Linked DNA regions of Homo sapiens: region 1 is linked to region 2. A link is a loop called in an ENCODE intact Hi-C map of the cell type or tissue named here. Cell type or tissue: IMR-90. All regions are shown on one strand. Each heading gives the region's core, and the rest is flanking DNA. Links, peaks and the distances in the headings are about the cores only.

Region 1 (5,379 bases), core at 132-5,131, 150 kb before region 2:
CAATGCATGTGGTTTACATTGTGTTTATAGTGGAGCAATTTTCATTAAATCAAGTCCATTGTTTTTCCCCCTACTGTTCTTCGTGGTGGACACCATGCATCTGTGAGGTATCTGTCCGGGCTTTTGGGCTATTGCTGCTTTGAGTTTGTGAACTCCAGACTGAAACTTGGCCTATATATAATTTGTGAAAAAAGGGGAATAGGACATTTGGGATTTCAGGTTCTGATCTTCTGGTCATGGTCTACCATTTTAAACCAGAATTATGCCTCATCTTCCCTAGGCACTGTTGTTTTTGGTTGCCTAAAATGAAGTTGGGGCTGGGAGTGGTGACTCATGCCTGTAGTCCCAGCACTTTGAGAGGGTGAGATAGGTGGACTGCTTGAGCCCAGGAGTTCAAGACCAACCTGGAAAACATGGCAAAACATCTCTACAAACATCTCTACAAAAAATACAAGAATTTCTTGGGCATGGTGGCATGTGCCTGTAGTCCCGGCTACTTGGGAGGCTAAGGTGGGAGGATCGCTTGAGCCCAGGAGGACAAGGCTGGAGTGAGTCTTGTTCACACCATTGCACTCCAATCTGGGCAAGACTTGAGTAAGACCTTATCTCAAAAAAAAAAAAAAGAAAATGTTGCTTCCTAGACAATTCACTTTACAATTATGCCCAACTAACTTTGGAGCAAAGTTTGCCTCCAGCAGAATCTTTATGAGGGCCTTATGGTCCTGACTTCATTTTTACTGATCTTAATAAGTACCGCCATCAGCCATTTGAATACCTTGGAGATGGAGGTCAGCAAGTCCCAACAGTCATTACAATGGTTAAAGTCAGTCACTTCCCAAAGACTAGGTCTAATAAGCTCATGTATAAGATGAGGACTTTGGCCAAAAACCCCTATGTGTGAATTGAGAGCAACCGGCCAAAGCCAACCCAGCTTTCTTATGTGCAGCAACCAAAACATCACCCTGCCCGGTAGGCAGTGTTGTTGCAGCACAATAAGGTCGTTTAATATCTTTGGTGCTCAAAGGGGATTTCTTGCTTAATGATTATAGAGTTTTTGTTTCGGAAGATGGTAAAGCTTTGGAAATAGATAATGGTGATGGTGGTTACACAAGATTGCGAATATACTTAATGCCACTGAATTATACACTTTAAGATGGTCAAAATGGTACACACACACACACACACACACACACACACACATCTGGGCCCCATTGCTGCTGGCTGTCTGTCCAGAACAGTCTTCAAATTGCTTAATAACAACATCTGATCTGAGGCTTCACCAGCATCTGAGTTTTCTGAAGAGCTCTGCAGGTTTTCTGTGTATTACTGCTATTAGCATGGCAAACAAAAAAAAAAATTAACTTCCCATATCTATACCTGTTTCTCCAGAAACCTGTTACTTTACTCACACTTGGGAGTGATATGCAGCAACTTGGAGTCCAGGGATGTAGAAGGACTTAAGATGGTGTACGTACATTTGGAGTTAGCCTGAGTCGGCATCTGCTTCCCTGTGCCCTCATCAAGTCGTACCTAAAATAACTAGCAGGATCATTAAGTGGCTTACCCCAATCCTTCTCAATTGTTAGACTTAATCTAGAATTATGACGATACAACCCCCAATTAACTGCAAATTGTTTTGAACATCCTTTTCTGATTGACTATGTCTTTTTCCTGTTTATCTGTTAGCCCACCACAGCCTTGTGACCCAAGGCTCTGGAATGGATCAGCCCTCCTACTCACTCCCTCCTGCGTACACCACATCTCCATGGAAACAGCTTGTCAGGCCCTGCTTGGCTGCAGGTACTAGAGACCTCTCATCTGCAGCCTCGGTCCTGCAAGATTCAGTCTTAACAAGCCAGGCCATGTGTTAGGAGCCTCTTCCTCTCTAGCTAGTGGGATCTGGAATTGTCACCAAGCCTCCTTTAGGGGACACCGGGGGAGTCCCCAACTCCACTGAGTTGCCTTGACCTTCCTCCACTAATATTCAGGCCGATGGAAGGGTCTCTTCCCTGGGTTCCCGCTTCAGCCTGCACTCATCATCTCCTTCCAGCAAGCCTTCTCCTCCCATCATCTCCCCCCAGCCACCAAAGCTGAAGCCCCTCTGAGCTCTTCAGGACTCGCCTGTGGCTGATCGCCATGGTCAGTTGGGGCAACTCCTTTATATCTCTCCCAGTCTTCTTTTTCTGCTTCCCCGTGGTCTCTGCTATAGGCTGGGCCCACATTATTTCCTTCTTCAATTACTGCATGATTCTACAAAGTGGTCCTCGTACTTCATGCTTGCTTTCTTTGCATCCAATCTTCACATTAAACCACTGAGAAAACGTCCTCAAAAGGCAGACCTGCCCCTCTCCTTCCCTGACAGAAAGTCAGTTAGTGGTTCCTGACCCTTCCAGATAGAATTCTGACCTGCCAGCATGACGGGCAAGAGGACACTTATAATCTGAGCCATGCTCCCCTCTCCAGCAGCATCTCCTGCCCCTTCCCCTGCATATTCTGATGTCAGCCACAACAACCCCCTTTGCATCCCCAAGGAGCTACGTGTTCTCTCTAGTCTCTGTGGCTGGGCACTGCTGCCACTCTACCTGGAGGGCCCTTTCTCCTCCCTTTCTGTATAAGCCTTCCATGCATTCTTGGGAGAGCGCTCCTGACTCTCCAATTTGAGGTAAGTGCTCTTCTGAATTCTCCTAATGCTTCCTGTGCTTGTCCCCATTGTGCCTCTCTGCTAAACTGTCAGTTCCTTGAGAACAAGGAATATACCAGCCTCCAGCTCAGTGCCTAGCAAGGTCAAATGTCTGTTGTATAAGTGAAAGAATGAAGAATGGGCATCTGGAATAAACATGTCTCCACACAGTGATTATAAGTACATCCTTTACCAGAGACTTCTTTTGTTGGGTGCCAATCATCCTCCAGATTGCACCAGCTGTGAGTGCTACATTGCCAAGGCATTGCAACTTGGACTGCTGGCCTCCATCCTGGAGGGCACTTCAACAAATGGGTCAGTTGCCCCAGCTCAGCTCTGGCTATCCCTGGCTGCCCCAATTTTGTTAGTCACCAGGGAGATCCTTAATGACCTCATGGCTGAACCCATGTGGCCTCTGTCAGCAGCTGGAGAGCCATTCCTAAGAGCTGAGATCGTGAGTCAGCCCTCATCTCATTGCCCAGGGAAGATTCCTTTCTCACTGGTTGTGTAACTTCACTCAGGCTATGTTTTCCTTAGTGGAGTCCAAGATTTGGAATCATTGTAAGAGGAGAAAATGGCAGGTAATCTCAGGAATGGAAAAGACCAGTTATGTTTCTCCAGGAGAGGGTTTCTTGGGGTGGGAGAAGGTGAGGAAAGTGGTAAGTGACCAGTGTTCATAGATAAGTAAGTAAATCAAAGGAAGACTTGAATGTATATGGATTCTTGTTCCCAGAGAATATAATAGATTATCTGGGAAAGAAGCCAGGACAAGAGAGACCTCTCAGCAGAGGCAGGTGCCCACCCATGTGGGTACATAGTGTGGTATTAAACAGCATTCAGCCTTCATCCCTGTTCCATCCACTTTTTCCTAAATCAGCAACACATCTCTTCTCCAGAAATGAGAAACCAACCAACTTTTCACGGTGAACCTGGACGAGATGAGAAAAAAAATGGATTTTGCTTCAGATTGAGTTCCCTTGCTACCAGTAAAGGGTTTACACAGAGGTAAACCCTTTAGGTAGAGGACGGAGCAACACAAAGGCACAATCTCACTTCTACCCCCTACAGTAAGTAAGCAAAAGATCCATTAAATGAGAAAATGTATGTGAAAGCACTTAGCACGGTGCTTGGCAAATGGATGAGAGTCAATAATATTGACTTTTTTGTTGTTGCATCTATGCTCAGTATAAGAACCCATAAGGCAATTTCGTTTGTAGAAAGGATAACTGGGGTACCAGCAGAGATAGAGGGGTAACTATCTCTAGCTGGCTGAGAGTTACATTTTTGCCAGTAGAGACTCTTTCCTTTGACTCTATTAAAAAACAAATACCAATTAGAGGCAAGACACTGTCTTCAACATTTCTATTTTACTATTAGTAGCTGATTATATTCTTTTTTTTCTTCTCACGTCTGTAATCCCAGCATTTTGGGAGGCCGAGGGAGGCAGATCACTTGAGCCTAGGAGTTTGAGACTAGCCTGGGCAAAATAGGGAAGCCTCATATCTACAAAAATAAATAAATAAATAAATAAATAAATAATAAATGTAATTAGCTGAGTGTGGTGGCACATGCCAGTAGTCTCAGCTACTTGGGAGGCTGAGGTAGGAGGATTGCTCGAGCCCGAGAGTTCACGGCTGCAGTGAGCCATGATGGTGCCACTGCACTCCAATCTGGGTGACAGAGTGAGACCCTGTCTCAAACACACACACGCACAAACAAAACAAAACAAAACAAAACAAAAAAGGCAGTAGCAGAGAGAAGTTAAAGGCATTAAACATCATAAATGGGGGAAATGTACAAATCTATTTCTTAACGCTAAGACAAAACCCTGCCAGTTCAAATGGGAATACTACTAGTCTAATAACTTCTACTATAGAAATAAATAATTTTAACAGCTGTAAGGTTCTAACAGAGATGAGACAGGAAATGTGGAAACCAAGGAACAACCCAGTCATTTGCCTCATACTGGGGCAGTTTTGATTGGACATTTAGGAGCGGTGGAAGTGGCATCAGTCAACAACTTAGAAGGTATAATTGTATTTGAGGGGGCAAAGGTAAACAGAAATCACAAGCACCTTCACACATATAAAGCTCTCAGTAAGCCAGGCATGGTGGCTCACGTCTGTAATCCCAGCACTTTGGGAAGCCCAGGCAGGCAGATCACAAGGTCAGGAGTTCGAGACCAGCCTGACCAACATGGTGAAACCCCATCTCTACTAAAAATACAAAAATTAGCTGGGCGTGGTGGTGCGTGTGCCTGTAATCCCAGCTACTCAGGAGGCTGAGGCAGGAGAATCGCTTCAACCCGGAAGGCAGAGGTTGCAGTGAGCTGAGATTGCGGCATTGCACTCCAGCCATGGTGACAAAAAAAAAAAAAAGAAAAAAGAAAAAGAAGAAAAGGTAAAAAAAAGCTCTCAGTAGGCATCTTCCAACTCTGCTTCATGTATCTTAACACAATGAGAAGTTACAACTCAGAGTACTTGGAAGTGCTCCATAGTGTTTGTTTAACCAAAATAAACAACAGAACAAAACAAAACTTGTACTTGTCAACACCAGTTTGCCATGTCCCACACTAGGTTTAATAAAGTGATCAGATTAATAGAGGCTCTGAAAACAAGCTAACTATGCCCTACATCTGTACAGTACTACCACACACACACATTCCACTCTCAACAGTGCCCTGAGATAGGTCAGCTTTA
Region 2 (5,379 bases), core at 100-5,099:
CTAGCAGGTGTGTGGGGTGGGCATTGCTATTCGGTAAGTCTGTTGCATGGGGTAGGATGACGTGGGGAGCTTAAAAGCTTTAAAGCCAGCGCAAAGGTAGAGCTGCGTCTGCTGTTTTTGTTTTTTTTTTTTTTTCCCTGTGTCTGTGGCAAATTAAGGAGAAAAATCAAGACGTTCCCTTCAGTCCTCCCTCGGTGTTAACGTCTGCTCCAGCTCGCAGCCCGCTGCTGGGTGAGTGGCGACATCAGGGCGAGGGTGAGCTTCGTCACGGGGAAAGCTGGAGGCTCCTGACAGCTCGTAGCCGTCCTCCCCTCGCCCCGCCCTAGGCGGAAGGTGTGGGTTGGGTGGTCCGAGGAGGGTGACGTCCAAGGTGGGGTGGGCACAGGCTCGGGATCCCTCGCAGCGCTAGGGGCCGCAGCCCCGGTCGCCGGGGAGTGCCATGGCAGGGAGGCGGCAGCCACGTGAGGGGTCTGCGGAAGCGCCGGAGCTGAAAGCTGGGGGCGAAGTGCGTAGCAGAGTCGTGACGGGGGTGACACGCAGCAGCCGGGGGCGGCGGGCCGCCGGAGCCGGGCGCCTCCCACGCAGGGCCGGCGTTCCCCGCCGCGGGTGGGTGCGCACTCGCCGGCCCTCTCCCGGGAGACCGTTTCCGGGAGCGGGCGCTGGCGGGGCGGGGCCGTGGCGGTAAACAGGGTGGTGCCCTCTGCCCTCCCGCCCCCGGCCTGCCGGGGCGCGCGGCCGGCGGTGCCCGGGGCGGTGGAGGCGCGGTCGCGGCGCCGGGCAGCGGGGGCGCGCCCGCTCTCTGCCGCCCCCGCGCGCGCCCGCCGCCGCCCGGCCGGCCTCCTCTGTTTTTGTTTTGATGGAGCCCGCGTGCAGCTGGCGCGTGTCGAGTCACGTGCCGTGGGCGGGAGGGGGCCGGGGCGCGGGAGGCGAGGGCGCGGTGACACGGGCCGGAGGGGCCTGCGCCCGCGGAGGGCGCGCGAGGGGGCGTGTGGCCCCCGATGGAGCCCTGCCGCGCGGGTGCCCCGGCGCTGGCTGAGGGGCTTGGCGCTTCTCGGCGAGCAGTGCTAGGTTTGTCGTCGCAGCGCTTCGGGGAGCCTAGTCCAGGAGAGAGGACCTGCCTGCGCTGCTCGGCTCAGAACTCGGACCTTACAGGTGGTGTGTACATCCCGGTGGACGGGTAGACACTTCTGTGTGCTCCTGAAGGCCGGCTGCGTGTAATAACCAACTGGAGTGCTTTAAGAAGGATTCTAACGCCAGCCCAATCCCAGACCAATTGGACCCACATCCACATAGGGCCTGGACAGTGTATTTTTAACCCCCTCTTCCCCATAAGTGATTTTGGTGCAGTGAGAATTTATAGAAGTAACCAGCTTGATGGAATAGCTACTTGTGAAATCACATCTATTTAGGGACAAAATAGTAAAAATAGCTAAAATAGCTAACACGTATTCATCTGTCACTCAGTGGGGTCTCTGTGTCAGATACTGCGGCTCCCCAAACATGGATCTACTCGTAGAAGTACTGTTACCCCTATTTTATAGTTGGAGGAGGAGTGGAAGCTCGGAGTTAATCAGGGAGGACTACTGTGACTAGGACCTAGGGAGGTCGAGTTCAAAACCCCTACTTTCAACAGTCACATATGCCTCGTGGAAAATGTACCTTTGCCTAAGGGCCCCATGTTTGTGTGAATAGTAGTAATGTTTGCCTGAGGGCCAGCTTGTTTATGTGGGTACATTTCTACTGTTAAGATTTTTGTCTGAAAAGCTTTGCTTGTATAGGGGAGGAAAATCGTGGTGATTCTTTAAGGCCTGTAGGCGACCTTTTCCAGAAGTTTATTGTGGATCAAGGAGAGAGGGGATCTCCGTAATTTGAAGTGAATAGGTTCTCTGGAAGTTTCTTGTTTTGTTTTTGAGACTTGAGCATTTCTATAATGTGAAGGGGAGAGTCCGGAAGAGGCAGATATTTTCCAAGTATTTACATGAGCAACCACAAGAGTACTTTAGGTTGCTGGATGCGATACAGTTGTGGTGTGGTCACAGCTGGATGTACCCAGAGGTGCGGTACAGTACAGAGTAGCAGAAGTTCTGCCATTAGCATTTTGGAGAAAAAAAAAAACAACTAGTCTGGAGTAGAGAAACTTTGCCGTTACATCTCTTTTCTCCCCTTAATTTGTTTGATTTGTCTCCTGGTCAGATAAACTGTTGGTGGGACGTTTAGATGTGGGAGTAGTCCATTTCATTAGTATTTTCTGTACAGAGATTCCAAAGAAAACTCATAGTAAACAGAGGTTTCTCCCTGAAAACAAATGATACTAGCTACAGTGTATTTGTGACCAGTATGTATTATTAAGAGGTACCGTGTCACAAAGAACTTTATATTCCTGTTGATTGCTGTCAAATATTGTTACCTCTATGGCAGGCATGGGTATATTATTTAGCATACTTTAGGGATTGGTTTTCATATTACTTGCAGTTTTGATGAGGAAGGCTTATAGACCTACTCAGGCAAACCTGACTGGAACGTGAGTATCTGTGGTCTGGTGTGGAAATAGCTCTCTAGCCCCATCTCCCTCCTCCCATTGTCCACCCCCATCCTCCTTACCACGAAACACATTTTTCACCAGCATTGCCAAACCACTTGGGATTCCTGCGCATGGCTTTGCTTAGTTTGCTCTTCTGCTTCTTGGATACCTCCTTCAGGAAATGTTCCCTGATTTCTCCTCAGAAACCATTTAAAAAATACCCTCCCTGCGTCATCTCTGCATTATATATATGCTTGTCTTATTGCATTATATCACAGCATATCTCATTGTATTTGTTACATATTGGGCACCTCAAAGGTGAGAATGGTGACTTGTTTATCTGCACATCACTGGCACACAGTAAGCACTTAAGTTTATTGCATTGGTCGCAATTACATTTACTTCCATTTAAGTTGCATTATCTGTGTCGGTGTTTTCCTGAATCACTCATCTTCATTCTGAACTGTCCTCACCTCCTTCTCTGCTGCTTGCTACCAGGCTAAAAACACAGCTGAAAGCACCCCAAGACAAAACTTACACAGAAAATACACAATAATAGTAACACATTATCAAAGAAATAGGAAGGGGCAAAATATCAGTTTTTCACTTGTTTGCGAATTTCATCCTTCACTGGCCGATTGGACGGTGTGAACTTTCTTGGTTACTAATATATGCTGGAGGAGATGCCCAAGGTTGTTTTTGTTTTTCGATTTACTTGGGAAGGAAGAACTAGTACTACATTACCAGTGGACATGCTTTGATGTGCCATAACAGAGCACAGGTGCTTCATCACATTTCATTGCTGTAATTTTCAGATTGAGTATTACAGAGGTATTTGTAGAGCAGCACTGTCCCATAGAGCTTTTGGAGAGGATGGAAATGATTTATAAATTTGTGTTATCCAGTGTGGTAGCCACTAGCCACTTGTGGCTATTGAGCACATTAAGTGTGACTGACGAACTGAATTTCTTTTCTTTTCTTTCTTTCTTTTTTTTTTTTTTTTGAGACGGTGTTGTTCTGTCACCAAGGCTGGAGTGCAGTGGTGCAATCTTGGCCCACTGCAACCTCTGCTTCCCAGGCTGAAGCGATCCTCCCACCTTAGCCCTCCCGAGTAGCTGGGATTACAGGGGCCTGCCACCATGCCTGGCTATTTTTGTGTTTTTAGTAGGGGTGGGATTTCGCCATGTTGCCCAGGCTGGTTTTGAACTCCTGGGCTCAAGCAATCTGCCCGCCTCGGCCTCCCAAAGTGCTGGGATTACAGGTGTGAGCCACTGCGCCTAGCCAGAATTGAATTTCTAATTGATAAATGTAAATAGCTGCTAATGGCTACTGTATTGGATGGCACAGTTACAGAAGATATGTCTGTAATTGACAGGTCATCATTTAGGCTAAGGTATTCTGCCTTTAAAAGTCTGCAGTCACAGAAGATATGTCCTGTAATTGACAGGTCATCATTTAGGCTAAGGTATTCTGCCTTTAAAAGTCTGCAGTCATCTTCTAGGGCTTAACACCATGCTTCCCGTTCATAGATTATAAGGTGCTTAGTGGGTGATATTTTTGGCCTATGTGGGGCCTTCATATTATGGAGCATTCGTGTGTTCTGTGGCTTTTCATGTAGTGCGTGTGGTCTTCCTTTTTCAGGAGCAGAGTAGAGTGATTATTAGTAATTATGATTATGAGTAATTATTTACAAATGGATGTGAGCCCTTGGTGTATACACTAAATGAAAGTCCTATGAGTTGAATCAGTACTTTTCTGAGATGCATTGTGAGGGGAAGGAACTGTGCTTGTCTTGCTGACCATTGATCTCCAAGGCCTAATATGCTACTTGACACCTATCAGTGCTCATAAATATGTTTTGAATGAATGAATGAATGTTCAACTAACTTAAGCCTTCCAGTTTAGCTTCAGAGGCTGTAACATGGAGCTGAGAAGAGAAGTAACGAGTAACTACACCAGTGGCTTTATAGTTCTTCCAAGGAACGCAGTCTCTCCAGGGGTACTATTGTTAGCTCTGTGACTCTGATTTCTTTCTGGTAAGATATGTAGCAGGAATTGTTACACTTATTTGATGACAGATTGAAAAATAAAGTCACAAGAAGATTTGGTGCTCAGGTCATACAGAGAGAGTTGGAAGTATACATCAAATGGAAGTAGTTGTTTCTATTGCATTGTGCAGTCATCCATGATAACTTCTTTTTTTTTTTTTTGAGTTGGAGTCTCGCTCTGTTGCCTAGGCTGGAGGGCAGTGGCACGATCTCAGCTCATTGCAGCCTCTGCCTCCCAGGTTCAAGAGATTCTCCTGCTTCAGCCTCCCTAGTAGCTGGGATTACAGGTGTGCGCCACCACGCCCGGCTAATTTTTGTATTTTTAGTAGAGATGGGATTTCACCACGTTGGTCAGGCTGGTCTCGAACTCCTGGCCTCAGGTGATCTCCCTACCTCGGCCTCCCGAAGTGCTGGGATTACAGGCGTGAGCCATGGCACCTGGCCCATGATAACTTCTTCAGAGGAAATAAAATAAAATAAAATCATGCGCTGAACTATGTTAGAAAGTTTGGGTTGTAAAATCCAAGTTTGTTTGGTAATTGTGTATGTTAATGGAGTCTGAAAAAAGGACTGAAGATATTACCTCTAGTGTGGCAGGACATTGACAAAACAACTTAACCATGAGAAACAGGAATGGAAACATTTCTTTCTTCAGCTTCCAAATCTCATGTATTCTGTGATTTTTTTTCTATGGTAATCCTAGCACCCAAGTTACAAGCTTGTCAAATGGGATATTTAAAATGTAAATAGAAAATGTTTAATTGTGTAGATAACCCCTACTAGGCTTTGAAAAAAAAAATATATATATAG

Evidence for each region. Hi-C counts contacts between places; a loop is a spot of excess contacts. Peaks named below come from ENCODE experiments on the same cell type or tissue, not always from the same donor. Only the 100,000 strongest peaks of a DNase experiment are listed, where the experiment ranks them.
Region 1: a loop joins it to region 2, with 3 times the contacts of the local background. A loop is called at or near these places in 30 of 110 quality-filtered maps.

The regions. Positions count from the first base shown.
Region 1 is chr7:131,246,915-131,252,293 of GRCh38, reverse strand. It overlaps a transcript of MKLN1 not described here. Among named protein-coding and RNA genes, the nearest start is that of MKLN1-AS, 78 kb to the left of the region's middle. In IMR-90, for the core only: a CTCF peak has its summit at 2,830; DNase peaks (open chromatin) are centred at 1,743 and 3,123; H3K27ac peaks cover 695 bases.
Region 2 is chr7:131,101,397-131,106,775 of GRCh38, reverse strand. All of the region lies in intron 2 of LINC-PINT (long intergenic non-protein coding RNA, p53 induced transcript), which reads left to right. Among named protein-coding and RNA genes, the nearest start is that of LINC-PINT, 5.8 kb to the left of the region's middle. RefSeq lists silencers at 341-810, 961-1,060 and an enhancer at 2,075-2,124. In IMR-90, for the core only: a CTCF peak has its summit at 2,566; DNase peaks (open chromatin) are centred at 365 and 2,585; H3K4me3 peaks cover 1,121 bases; H3K27ac peaks cover 522 bases.